Linked DNA regions of Homo sapiens: region 1 is linked to region 2. Evidence: chromatin contacts called from ENCODE Hi-C or POLR2A ChIA-PET data. All regions are on one chromosome and are shown on one strand. Each heading gives the region's core, a stretch centred on a gene start or an enhancer-like site at or near the end of the contact. The rest is flanking DNA. Distances are from core to core; before and after follow the strand shown. Region 1 overlaps RAMP1 (receptor activity modifying protein 1). Region 2 overlaps UBE2F (ubiquitin conjugating enzyme E2 F (putative)).

What was found. Hi-C counts contacts between places; a loop is a spot of excess contacts on that map. ChIA-PET counts read pairs that join two places held with the same protein, here RNA polymerase II (POLR2A). Pooled maps may share reads with other maps.
Region 1: a pooled map shows a loop between it and region 2 (4-fold over the local background). The contact joins two enhancer-like sites. A Hi-C loop is called at or near these places in 1 of 37 single-sample maps with no recorded cell type and 7 of 50 pooled maps. POLR2A ChIA-PET finds 5 or more read pairs at or near these places in 5 of 52 experiments (GM12878, HEK293, activated B cell and 1 more).

The regions. Positions count from the first base shown.
Region 1 is chr2:237,893,185-237,900,545 of GRCh38, reverse strand. The region is part of intron 2 of RAMP1 (receptor activity modifying protein 1); the gene reads right to left. Among named protein-coding and RNA genes, the nearest start is that of RAMP1, 37 kb to the right of the region's middle. RefSeq lists enhancers at 1,384-1,493, 1,574-1,623, 4,675-5,553, 1,591-5,820. Within about 2 kb of position 1,830, at least 29 of the 41 ENCODE cell types and tissues checked have a DNase peak (open chromatin) inside an H3K27ac peak, as active enhancers do; they include GM12878, where a contact is called at or near this core.
Region 2 is chr2:237,995,139-238,002,066 of GRCh38, reverse strand. All of the region lies in intron 4 of UBE2F (ubiquitin conjugating enzyme E2 F (putative)), which reads right to left. The region is part of intron 4 of UBE2F-SCLY (UBE2F-SCLY readthrough (NMD candidate)); the gene reads right to left. Among named protein-coding and RNA genes, the nearest start is that of UBE2F, 32 kb to the right of the region's middle. Within about 2 kb of position 3,371, at least 4 of the 41 ENCODE cell types and tissues checked have a DNase peak (open chromatin) inside an H3K27ac peak, as active enhancers do; they include GM12878, where a contact is called at or near this core.

The DNA.
Region 1 (7,361 bases), core at 581-3,080, 100 kb after region 2:
AAGCAAGATATTTTTTAAAAAGAACAAAATAAATCTCTCCAAATGGCACATAATTTGTCCATCAATAATTATTAGAAGCAATATAGGCCAGGTGCGGTGGCTCACGCCTGTAATACCACCACTTTGGGAGGCCGAGGTGGGCAGATCACTTGAGCTCAGGAGTTCAAGACCAGCCGGGGCAGCATGGCGAAACCCCATCTCTGCTGAAAATATCAAAATTAGCCAGGCATGGTGGCACACACCTGTAGTCCCAGTTAACTTGAGTGGCTGAGGCACGAGAATGCCGTGAACCCAGGAGGCAGAGGTTGCAGTGAGTCGAGATCGTGCCACTGCACTCCAGCCTGGGCGACAGAGCCAGACACTGTCCTAAACAAACAAACAAATAAACAAAAAACAAAAAACAGAAAAGAAAAAGAAGAAGTATAAGAGATTAATACGTAAAAAAGGTTTGTTAAAAATTGGAAAATCCTCAGTGAATTGGGATACTTTTTGGTTAAATTATAAACTATCAAATATCGACTTAAAAAGGAGGAATTCCAAGAAGAAAAATGGCAAATGTTATTAAAGAATTGCTGTTTCAAAAGGCACTAGATCCCAGGCAGTTCTTTCAAATTCTTTTTTTTTCTTTTTAATTGAGACAGGTTCTCACTATGTTGCTCAGGCTGGTCTCAAACTCCTGGGCTCAAGCGATCCTCCCACCTCGGCCTTCCAAAGTGCTGGGATTACAGGTGTGGGAGGCGTGAGCCACTGCAAATTCTTAAAGTGAAAGAAAAAGATGTGCAGCTTCCCAGTTCATTTAAAAAAGTTAACAAACCCTGATCCCAAGCCTCTTGAGATGGCATGACATGCGTCTCAACGCATGCGCACACGGACGGAACAGATGCCCTTCGCTTCCACCTATAAATAGACACTCAAGTCCCCTACCCAATGCTAACAAACTTCATCTAGCCACATAGCATATTTTATTTAAAGGAGGGCTAATTTCAGGAATGCTTTAAACCTGTTACTACAAAATCACACTTTAATACACCATGGGAAAAAAATGTACCGTCATTTTAATACGCATTGAGAAGGCATTTGAGAAAACTCAATATTCTTTTCTGATTTTAAAAAAGCCACAACCTTGAAAACACAGAAAGAAGCTATTTTCTTCATGTGATAAAAATCTCTCTCTCGGCCAGGTGCAGTGGCTCACGCCTGTAATCTCAGCACTTTGGGAGGCCGAGGCGGGCGGGTCACCTGAGGTCAGGAGTTCGCGACCAGCCTGGGCAACACGGTGAAACCCCATCTCTACTAAAATACAAAAAATTAGCTGGGTGTGGCAGCGTGTGCCTGTAGTCCCAGCTACTCAGGAGGCTGAGGCAGGAGAATTGCTTGAACCCGGGAGGCGGAGGTTGCAGCGAGCGGAGATCATGCCACTGCACTCCAGCATGGGTGACAGAGTGTGACCCAGTCTCAAAGAAAAAAAAAAAATCACTGTCTCAAACCAATAGCATGCACCCCATTTAGGACTGGAACACAGTGGCATTTTCGTGGCAGCCAGCAACAGGCTTATTTCGCATTTAGGCAGCCAGGGCTGGCTTCTCCCTTGTGGTTTCTGCCTTTGGTGTCAGGGCTCACACCCAGGATTCTGTGAATAGCGGGACCTTTCCAAAGCAGGGAGGGGCTGGCCACTTACTGCGCCACTTCCTCTGTTGACAGAGAGCCACGCTGTGGCCTGGCCTGGCGTGCGTCAGGTGTGGAGCAAGCACAGGGCCAGCTTGTCTTTAAGAGGCCTCAGCCCGGGCCCTGGGGATGTGAAAGCCCACGCAGTGTAGCTTCCCACCTACGTCTGCGTGTGTGAGCTCGGGAGCCTGGCTTCCTGTCTCACTTCTGCCCAGCACTGCTGGAGGCAGCAGAGAACTGGGCACCTTTTGTTTTTCTTGACACTGGGGAAATGTATAAGGAAGTCTTGTTAACTGTTTGATGAAAAGCACTTCAGCACACTGTGCTGGCCTGGGAAATGTGTGCTGGGCCAGCAGGCTCTGAGCCAGCTGTGCACACCTGGAACTCCTACGGGTGAGTGGCTGCTCCCATCCCCCTGGGACTGGCAGCACGCGTGAGGGAAAGACGGATATTGTACTATCAAACCCTTCCTAAATCAGGCTGGTCAGAGAGTACAATCAAACTAGGGAAAAGGCCAAGCATTAGAAGTCCTATGTACCTGTGCCAGCCCAGGGATGCCTACACATTTGACCTACTGCATTGCTGAGACAGGAATGCTTTGAAATAAGTGTCATCACTGCATGCAAATGAATATGTTAAACAGGAATTTTCCCCAGGCTCTGACTATGGTTTATCTATTTAAGTTGTATTAACAGGGACTTCTGACATCTTAGCAAAGCCATTTTCCCAACAGCATAAGGGGAAATGCCAACTCCATCCCTTTCCAAAGAATTACAGCATCTGGCCAGGCACAGTGGTTCCCGCCTGCAATCCCAGCACTGTGGGAGGCTGAGGAGGGTGGATCACCTGAGGTCAGGAGTTTGAGACCAGCCTGGCCAACATGGTGAAACCCAGTCTCTACTAAAAATACAAAAATTAGCTGGGCGTGGTGGTGCACGCCTGTGGTCCCATCTACTCAGGAGGCTGAGGCAGGAGAATGGCTTGAACTCGGGAGGTGGAGGTTGCAGTGAGCTGAGGTTGCACCACTGCACTCCAGCCTGGGAGAAAGAGCGAGACCCCATCTCAAAAAACAAACAAACAAACAAAAAACAAAACCCCCCCCCAAAAAACCAAAACAAACAAAAAAAGAAGAATGACAGCATCCACGAGAGCATGTGTTTCTGAGGTTTCCACTAAGACACGTGGATCTGTAAACAAGAAGCCTCACCATAGGCTTCTTGCAAATACTTCGCCAAATCATGGAAGCCAATTCCATTCCACACCTTTGTTACCAGCTAAATATTGCACTTTACCACTGACTAGGTGCTTGCTGAACAAGGAGGACAAAGGCCTCTCTCTTGCAGGAAAAGGAACAACATGAATAACGCACCAAAGAAAGAATCTTGGGAGGGTTCAAGGAAACAGGAGGAAGACAGATGAAACGGGGCTCAGTGTTCTCGCTGCTGTGGAGGAGGCCACAATTCCTCCTGCAACACTCGCAGTGACTGTAGAGCATGCTGATGAAGCCGGAGAAAATGGCCAGCCCTCTCTGCACGTTGAGCAGGGAAGGCAGACACGGGACCACCTGTGGCCTTATTCTCACCTCCCCTCGCTCATGGCCTGTCTGGGCCTCAGGCTCTGTCCTGTCCCATGTCATCTGCTCTTTCAGTCTCCCTCTTTCCTGGCCTGAAGTGAAGCTGGTTCTCCCATTCCTGGGATGGAGGCTGAGGCCCAGGCGGGGCCCGTGGTTGCATGCGGGGCTCTGGGGTCCACCTGGACGGATGCACACCTCATGATAGCTGAGTGCCACACGGGAGCATCCGGTGAGCTGCAGGCATGTAAAAGAGGGACCCACTGAGGCTGGGGCAGGTGACCCCACCATCCCCACGGACAGCACATCACACCCCCAGGACATTTAAAGGCCTGGCCCCTCTGCTGTCCAAAAGTCTAAGAGGCTGGGTGCAGTGGCTCACGCCTGCAACCCCAGCACTTTGAGAGGCCAAAACAGGAGGATCGCTTGAGCCCAGGAGTTCCAGACCAGTCTGGGCAACACAGAGAGACTCCCCCATCTCTACACAAAGTTTAAAAGTTAGCCAGGAGTGGTGGTGTGTGCCTATAGTCCTGGCTACTTGGGAGGCTGAGTCAAGAGGGTTGCTTGAGTCCAGGAAGTCAAGTCTGCAGTGAGCTAAGATCATGCAACTGCATTCCAATCTAGGCGGCAGAGTGAGACCCTGCCTTAAAACAAAACAAAACAAAGTCTAAGAAAATACTAAGACCTGTTTCCCCGCGTGAGTGTGCTTCTCACATCACCCGAGGGCAGGTGTTCTTACCCCCTCCTTACAGAAAAGGGCGCTTGCTGAGGTGATGGGGAGGTCCCTGAGGCGGCAGTGCAGACTGGGGAACGGTCCAGGGGTCTGCCTGGGGGCTGCTTGGCCCTCCCTGGGCCTGGCTTCCTCTGCCTCCCTCCCCTTCTCCTGCTATGGTGGCCCCAGGCCGGGGAGGAATCTGGGCGCCTCTGCCCATGCTGGGAGAAGCGAGAGGTTTCTAAATCCATCCCTGGCTCCATGTGCAGCCAGGTCTGGCACCAGACACAGCCTGGGAGCTGCCAAGTCAGGCTCCCCACAGAGCAGCCACAGCAGGCGGGCGGACGGGCATAATACCTCCTCTGAGAACAGGCCTGGGCAGCGCCCTGGCTCCTGGGGCTGCCAAATGAAGTGCAGTTTTAAAATGCAGTGGGTGTCCCAGGCAAAGTCACAGACTGTCCTATGCTGGCTGCATCTGGGCCTGAGCAGGGGTTGCATTGCGTCCCAGGGTCCGAGGATCAGGGAATGCTGGGAGATCGCTGAGCTGTGCCCATTGTGGGCCGGGTGCTGAGGGCTCACTACAACCCCTGGGAGGTGTCCTGGCACCCCTGTGGGGACACCCAGGTCTAGCTGCCCAGCTGTGTGTGATGGGGCTGAGACCACACTCAGGCCTGTCCAGGCCCCAGGGTTCCCACCTCACGGGGACATGGGTGTGACATGTGTCCGAGTCTCAGGATTAAGCATGACAGCCGGCAAGCTATATTTGGATGCTAACACCCTGGGGGCATTGTCCTTGTGAAGCAACGCTGGCCTGGAGGCTGGACGGGCTCTGCCTTCCTATCCACCCCTGGTCTCAGCCCCAGCCAGCCGGCCCAAAGCATACTCACCCTCTCTGTACAAGAAACTCTCCCCCGATGCCACTAGACTCTTCAGGGACCCCTGCCGGGCTTCACGAGCCTTCAGCGACCCATCCTGCCCACCCACGGGGCGCCCTGCACCATGCTGGTCCCTGTTCGGGCATCCCACCAACTGGCCGCCTCCATCGGGGTAGCAGCCTTGCCACCCCTGCCCTCCTGCCACAATCTCACCTCGTTTGGAGCTCAGGGCAACACTGAGTGTGGGGAAAGGCCAGGCCAGGAAACATCCCAACGTGGGGTGTTCACTGTGGGGGTTTTGAGGAGTTGGCAGTTACGGAGCCTCGGTGTTTTCACCTTTAAAATGGGTTCAGTGATCCCTGGCTCACAGCAGCAGCGTGGTGAGAACTCCCTCAGAGGGCCACCACCATGCCATTCTCTGATGGGAGCCCATGACCCCCCCACAGGACCCCTTTGCACAGCAGGGGGTGGGCATGTGACTCGCGCTGCCCTGCCTTTGGATGGGAGCCCCACACAGGCAGGCAACACGTGGCCTCCTGTCTCGCTCCTGACTCGCTCTACAATCGCCACCATAGGGCTGACCTCAAGGGAGGGTGAGGGGCTCCAGAGGCCATGGTGCTGGGGGGCCGTGGCTCCAGGAGGGAGGGGGAGGTCCTGCCCTGCTGGGCCCTTGGTGGCTGGCACCATTGGCTAGGTGCCTGCTAAGTGCTCAGCAAATGGCTGCTGAGCTGAATCAGGTATCTGGATTCTGAAGGGTACCCTGCTACCAAGGTGCCTTCACCTAACTTGTCGAAGGAGAACCACAACCAGATAGGAGTAGGAACAGGCCACTCCTGTTCCCCAGGGCTGGCAACGCTTTGTCTCACCTCCTATGAACACGTGTCCCTTTGTTCCGTCTTTGAACGTGTTTGTGCACCACGGGGAGCCACATTCACCCGAGCAAGGGAGAAGGTTCCAGCCGTCCAGGGGCCTCTCCACAGTTCAAAAGCCACCTGGACAGCCTGGGCCTTGGAACTGCCACAGTGCACCAGGAGGATGAAGGTGCCAATAAATAAGTGTGGTGGGGACCCATAGAGCCTCAGCCCCGCCTGGCTTCTGGGATGGAGGGGTGGCAGGGGGGTCTCACCCCCTAGCCAGGTCCATCTGGGGCGGGGGATTCAGGCGCTGGTGCTGCCTGTCAGCAACATTCCCTGGTGGTCCTGGCTGCCCCAGGTCTGAGGACGTATGGCCTGCGGCTGCCCAAAGGGCCCTTCCACAGCCAGCCTCGCCCTGGCCTAGCTCCCACCCCAGCACTGCCCCCGGCTCCTCCTGCCTCCTTCCCACAATGGCAGAAATCTGGCCTCCCTGTAAAGAGGTGAGTTAATGTGTCCATTAGGCTTGGGGATAAAGGAAACTTTAATTCACTGCAGTATAATTAGTTTCAATTACAATATCCTAATTAAAAACTACTTTAGGCCGGGTGAAGTGGCTCACGCCTGTAATCCCAAGACTTTGGAGGGCCAAGGTGGGCTGATCACTTGAGGTCAGGAGTTCAAGACCAGCCTGGGCAACATGGCGAAATCCTGTCTCTACTAAAAATACACAAAATTAGCTGGGCATCATGGCATGCACCTGTAGTCCCAGCTTCTAGGGAGGCTGAGGCACAAGAATCACGTGAACTTGGGAGGCGGAGGTTGCAGTGAGCTGAGATCACGCCACTGCACTCCAGCCTGGGTGACAGAGTGAGACTGTCTCAAAAAAAAAAAAAAAAAAAGAAAGTATTTTTATTTTTACTTATTTTTTTGAGACAAAGTTTTGTGCTTGTTGCCCAGGCTGGAGTGCAGTGGCACAATCTTGGCTCACTGCAACCTCCACCTCCTGGGTTCGAGAGCAATTCTCTTTCCTCAGCCTCCGAGTAGCTGGGACTGCAGGTGCGTGCCACCACGCCCAACTGATTTTTGTATTTTTAGTAGAGACAGGGTTTCGCCATGTTGCTCACACTGGTCTCGAACTCCTGACCTCAAGTGATCCACCTGCCTTGGCCTCCCAAAGTGCTGGGATTACAGGTGTGAGCCACCATACCCGGCCGAAACTACTTTAGAAAGAGTAAAAAGCAGAATTTGTATTACAGGAAGTAAAAACAGATTATCTGGAAAAATGTATCTGGAAAAAGGATGTAACATGTACAGGTGGAAACAGTGCAAGATATGACAAAGAAGTGAAAGAAGGCAAAAATAATTCCACTGGAGCACAGAGGGGACAGAGGAGGGTGCCGGAGGAACCATGTCCGGAAACCTCAGCTATCGGGGAATGTCAGTGTCCGGTCCTGGAGAAAGGAGTCCGAGGAGGAAACTGCACTGCACACCAAAGCTTCTGCAGGCTTAACGAGGCCATCAGCAAAACAAGTTCTCACAAAATGTTTAAACCAAAAAGAATACTGCAAGCAACCACGCCAGGAAGGAGGAGGTCAGATTTTAAAAATATACATAAATCACAATCCCTTCTGCCTTCTCTGATGACATCCCAAACACCCAGAGACAATGGAACAACAGCTACAGGA
Region 2 (6,928 bases), core at 2,122-4,621:
AAATTGGGATATTCCTTTATTACACATTCAGAAACTTCTCCTCCTAAAGCTCCAAAGCTCTGAAACAAACCAAACATGATGGGGATAGCAAATAAATCCACTAAACGTTTATGACTCAATGTAAGCTGCACGTTTATTATCATGTATCAGGGAGTTTTTATAAATTAAAATTTCAAAATAAGAAAACATCAATAATCTAATGACTGATACATTCTTTTTTGTTTTGTTTTGTTTTTTGTTTTTTGTTGAGACGGAGTCTTGCTCTGTCGCCCAGGCTGGAGTGCAGTGGCGCAATCTCGGCACACTGCAAGCTCCACCTCCTGGGTTCACGCCATTCTCCTGCCTCAGCCTCCCAAGTAGCTGGGACTACAGGCGCCCGCCACCACACCCTGCTAATTTTGTTTTGTACTTTTAGGAGAGACGGGGTTTCACCATGTTAGCAAGGATGGTCTCGATCTCCTGACCTCATGATCCACCCGCCTTGGCCTCCCAAAATGCTGGCATTACAGGCATGAGCCACTGGGCCCGGCCTAATGACTGATATATTCTGAAACAAATTTAGAGGAATACACACATAACTATATAAGATTTATAATCTAGCTGTAGAAGTCTCTAATCAGAATTTTTTCTATATGTAATATCAATAAAAACCCTTTAAAAAAAAACACCACATATCTGATAAAGGATTCATATCAAGGTATATAAGGAAAGCTTACAACTTAATAAGACAATCAGGCTGGGTGTGGTGGCTCACGCCTGTAATCCCAGCACTTTGGGAGGCTGAGGCGGGCAGATCACCTGAGGTCAGGAGTTCGAGACCAGCCTGACCAACATGGAGAAACCTTGTCTTTACTAAAAATACAAAATTAGCCGGGCGTGGTGGCACATGCCTGTAATCCCAGCTACTTGGGAGGCTGAGGCAGGAGAATCGCTTGAACCAGGAAGCGGAGGTTGCGGTGAGCCGAGATTGCACCATTGCACTCCAGCCTGGGCAACAAGAGTGAAACTTGACCTCAAAAAAAAAAAAAAAAAAGGCAAAACTCTATCTCAAAAAATAAAAAATAAAAGACAATCAATCATATTTTTAAATGGGCAAAATATTTGAAGACTCACTTGAACAAAGAAGATATACAGGTAGCAAACAAGCAAATGATAAGATCACCATCACTAGTCATTAGGGAAATGCAAGTTAAAGTTATAATGAGATATATACCTACTAGAATGGCTAAAATTGAAAAGAATGACAATACCAGTTGTCAGTAAGAATATAGAGAAACTGGAATTCTCATTCATTGCTAGTAGGAATGCAAAACTTTGGAAAACTTAATGGCGGTGGTTTTATAAAGTTAAACTTACTCTTACCACATGGCCCAGTAATTTAACTGCTTTGTATTTACCCAGAAGAAATAAAAACATACTGGCAAATGAAGACCTGCACATAAAAAATTTTAACAGCTTCATGTATAATAGCCCCAAAGTGGAAACAACACAAAGGTTCGTCCACTGGTCAACGGGTAAATAAACTGGTATGCGTCCATACAATAGAATACAATTCAACAATACAAAATACAGAATACTGATTAACAACATGGGTGAAACTCAAAAACATTACGTTAAGTAAAAGAATGTAACTTATATCTCAATCAACATTACTTTTAAAAACACTAAAATAGATACATACACACCAATGATCTAGGATCTACTTCAAGAAGCTAGAAAAAGTAAAGTAAAACCAAAGTATTAGGAAGGAAATAACAAAGAGCAGAAATAAATGAAATGGGCAAACAATTGAGAAAAAAGTCAGTTCTTTGCAAAAATCAACTGCATAAACCTTTAGCTAACATGATCAAGAAAAATGAGAAGCCACAAATTACTGTATCAGTAATGAAAAAGGCGACATCAATATAAGTCTTACAGATATTAGTAGACTAGTAAGAATATTCTGGGCTGGGCGCAGTGGCTCACGCTTGTAATCCCAGCATTTTGGGAGGCCAAGGTGGGTGGATCACGAGGTCAGGAGACTGAGACCAGCCTGGCCAACATCGTGAAACCTGTCTCTACTAAAAATATAAAAATTAGCTGGGTATGGTGGTGTGCACCTGTAATCCCAGGTACTCGGGAGGCTGAGGCAGGAGAATCGCTCGAACCTGGGAGGTGGAGGTTGCAGTGAGCTGAGATCGCGCCACTGCACTCCAGCCTAGGCGACACAGTGAGACTCCGTCTCAAAAAAAAAAAAAAAAAAAAAAGAACAACATCAAAATACTTAACATCTATGAATTTCAAAATAAGTACTATATAAAGCTACGACAATTAAAACAGTGTGGTACGGGCCTAAGGGTAAACACAGACCAATGGAACAGAATCAAGTCCAAAAAGCAGAACTACACATATACAGTCAATGCTGTTTGGTCAAGCTTTCAAGGTAATTCAATGAAGAAAGGAAAGTCTTTTCATTGAAACAGCTGGATATCTAGATAGATAAAGTAAATCTCAACCTCTGTCTTACTCCACATACAAAAATCAATTCAAGATGGCTGATGGACCTTAACATAAAACCTACCATCCTAAAGCTTCTAGGAAAAAAACATAGGAGCATATATTTATAAGTTTCAGGTAAGCAAAAATTTCTGGACAGGACATAAAAGGCACAAACCATTAAAAAACTGATAAACTGCACATCATAAAAATTAAAACTTCAGCCACATGTGGTGGCTCATGGCAGTAATCTCAGCACTTTGGGAGGCCAGGGTGGGCGGATCACTTGAGGTCAAGAGTTTGAGACCATCCTGGCCAACACAGCAAAACCCCGTCTCTACTAAAACTACAATGGATGAAACTCAAAAACATTACGTTAAGTAAAAGAGGCTGAGGCCTGAGAATCGCCTGAATCTGGGAGGCAGAGATTTCAGTGAGGTGAAGTTGCACCACTGCACTCCAGCCTGGGTGACAGAGCGAGACTCTGTCTCAAAAAAAAAAAATAAATAAATAAATAAAAGAAATTCCTCCTCAACAAAAGACAGCATTTTTAAAAATGAGCAGAAAAGTCACAGAATGGGAGAAAATATCTGCAGCTCATGCATCTGACAAAAGACTTGTATTCAGACCACAGCACAAAATAAAAAGTTTTTTTAGGGCAAAAGACTGGGGCACTTCAGAAAGGACGATGTATAAATGGCCCGTAAATACATGAAAAGATACTCTACATCATCTGTCACTGGGAAATGCAAATAAAAACCCCAATGATATACCATTTCACACCCAAATGTTGATATATGTGTAGAACAATGGAAACTTCTCATACAGTGCTGGTCAGGGTATGGCACAACCACAGTGGAAAGTTTCTTAAAAGGTTAAACATGTTATCTTTCCTATGACTCAAAAATTCCACTCTTAGGTAGAATTAAAGAGAAAGGAAAACTATGAACACGAAAAGCTTGTAAAAAAAAAAAAAAAAGCTCACGGCAGTCAAACCTCATAGCTTTTGGTTTATTGATACTAGCCAAAACCTAGAAACTACTCAAATGTCTATCACTAGGAAGATAAATTATGACATATTCATTAAAATTCCATAAAAAGGGAATAAACTACTGATTCACACAACATGTGTAAATTTAAAACTATGTTAAGTGAAAGAAGTCAGAGACAAAGAGTACATATATAAGATTCCATTTACATATAAAAAATTCAAGAACAAGAAAAACTAATTTATGGAAATAAAAATCAGAAAGGAATTTTGGATGGTGGTGTAGGGGGCAAGGAACTGGCTGCAAAGAGGCAGAAGGAAACTTTGGGAATGATGGAAATGTTTTTCATCTTTATTGGGGTTATGGTTACATATGTGTATACATTTTCCAAATGTAAGCTATACATTTCAAATTAGTACATTTTATTGTTTATAATTTTATACCTCAGTAAAACTGATTATAAAATTTTTAATTTAAATTTAAAAAATTGTCATTGTTACTTAAAGCCATGTTCCCTTCAGCCTAAAACCATCACCACCATCACAGCAGGGCAGGCTGAGGTGACCTTCATCAACATGTCAGCCAGGCCACTCACTGAACAGGTCCAGTTTTTCAAACTGTCCCACTAACTTCACAGAAGCCTCCACGGGATATTTCAGGCTATCTTTTACGTTTTTGTTTTGTTTCATTTCACTTATTACTACTTTTTCTTGTTTTGCGAGATGATGTGGACGCTTTTTTTCTAAATTCGGTCCCTTTCTTTTCCCCATCACCAAATTACATTTCCATGTTTTTCTCTAAAGAGTGTATTTATTCCCAAGCATGAGCAACCACTCCAAAAGCAAACAAAACTATCAAAATGTTAGCAAGTGTGAACAGGAGCCAGATAAAGAGGTGTGAGCTGAAAATGCAGACGCAATTCTTCCACTCTTGACCATTCTAACCCCCAGATCATAGATATTAGTGAGTTTTCAGCCCTAGCTCCAGGATTACTGGCTACAAATGAGTCCATTTCAAAATCATTTTATTTCATATATTGTTAAAACTTCACAACTTAGACATATCACTGTAATTTGTTTTCAATATGAAGAGGAGCAGGATTCTAAAATTTTTTTTAAAAACCATGATATGAAGCAAGTTTTTCCGGTTGGCATATCTCGGCCACACTTCTCTTAATAATCAAAGGGCAGGCATCACCACAGCTTTCTAATTCACAGACATCACAAAATAAGGGCATATACACAGTATCTAAAAAGCATGCTGTGCACAGCTCAATGTTAATGTCCCTGAAGTACACTTATTAAAAATATGAATATTCAGGCATTAAGTATTTACAGGTACCAAGACACAAGTTACTTTTTATTTATTTTTTTTATTTTTTTTGAGACAGCTCTGTCGCTCAGGCTGGAGTGCACTGGGCCAATCTCAGCTCACTGCAACCTCCACCCCCTGGGTTCAAGCAATTCTCCTGCCTCAGCCTCCTGAGTAGCTGGGATTACAGGCACGCACCACCACCACACCGGGCTAATTTTTTTGTATGTTTAGTAGAAACGAGGTTTCACTATGTTGGCCTGGCTGGTCTCGAACTCCTGACCTCAAGTGATCCACCCACCTGGGCCTCCCAAAGTGCGGGAATTACAGGCATGAGCCACCGGGCCCAGCCACAGGTTACTTTTTAATCTGATAGAACAGTGAGTACAAAAACTGTAACAATTATGCTCCATTTTCAAGGACAATTCTAAGACCAACATCAAAGATGCTGTCATATATACAATAATCACAACATTAAAGTGATTCAGTAAAAAATTTCAGTTAAAAAATAAGGGGGGCTGGGCGCAGTGGCTCACACCTGTAATCCCAGCACTTTGGGAAGCCGAGGCTGGCAGATCACCTGAGGTTAGGAGTTTGAGACTAGCCTGGCCAACACAGTGAAATCCCATCTCTACTAAAAATACAAAAATTAGCTGGGCATGGTGGCGCATGCCTGTAATCCCAGCTACTCAGGAGGCTGAGGCAGGAGAATCACTTGAACCCGGAAGGCGAAGGTTGCAGTGAGCCCGAGATTGCGTCACTGCACTCCAGCCTGGGTGGCAGAGTGAGACTTGGTCTCAAAAAAAAAAAAAAAACGCGGAGGGGAGGCGGGGAAGAAACATTTATCCAGACTTGCCAGAAACCCAATCACATGACAGTAAAGAGCCTGGAAAAATCAACAAACATCTTTGAGTGGCCAAGGACCACAAAGCCCATGCTTGGGATGGGCAGAGCCACAGAATCCCTGATAGCCATTGAAAATGCCCTAGAAAGGCAGATGAAAGAAAATATTTTACTATAAACACACAAGTCTGAAATTAGTAAACAGAGAACCAATCTTAATCACTACAATGATTTCTGAGAATACCCTACATTACTTAACAGAATAGTAAATGATGTCCATAGCAGTGACCTTGAGTCACCAAGAAAGCATTAGAGTGTGCTCAATACCTCTCGTAAAAAACAGCACAATATGCAATGTGTTTTAGGAAGGCAGCCAAAGGATCGTTAGAGTTTTCATCATTTCACAGTTTAAAGCCCTTCACTACATTTATCTATAGATGTCAGGCATGTGGAACACTCTGCTTTCTAATGATGGTGTTCTATTTGGCATAAAGTACAGCTAATAGAAAAAACAAGAAAGAAAAGAAAAATATATACATAATGATGATGTTCTAGTATTAACTCCTATACCCAAGTACTCTCCTTATCTTAGAAGAATCAGTATCAGACTGATTTATACTTCCAGAGCCCTTTGTGGAACCATCACATAGATAAAATAGAATTTTTTTTAAGGTTTCAAGCATATTTTGATATTTTGAAACCAGGATTTCTTGTGCTATTATTATCAAACATCTTCCACAGAAAAAGCCCATCCTACCTACAGAGAGACAAGGCCGGGACTTATTTGTGGGTTCATTGCCACCTACCAAAATCCTGTATTCTTTTCCACATTTTAATTAGCTAGTGACTAATAATTCTCAGTTTCTCACTACCTTTCCATCCCCCAAATAAAATAACACCCTATATTTCCACCACCAAACGTCCTTCCCTCTTGTTAATTCCCCACAACAGCATCGACCGGTTGCCACCCACTGTCCAACATAAACACCAGTGGGTTGTGAAGTGTGGGAATCTGCAGCTCTTGGAGCTGCATTGTAACTAGAAAATATACAAGTCCTCCTCTTGCTGTCACTTTGACCAAGAAGAAATATGTTGCCATGCTGGGGCAGCTTAGGGATTAGACACTTATCCGTCTTACTGAGGACAGCTGGTAATCTTCTGTCTGCTTCTGTGTGCCAGACCCTGGGCTTAAGTGCTTTACCCACACTATCTGTTTAATCCCCACAACTGTCCTATGAGATAGGTCCTATTTGATCCCACTTTGTAGATAGGCAGGCTGTGGCTAAAAGGTTAAGCAACTTAACCAAGGT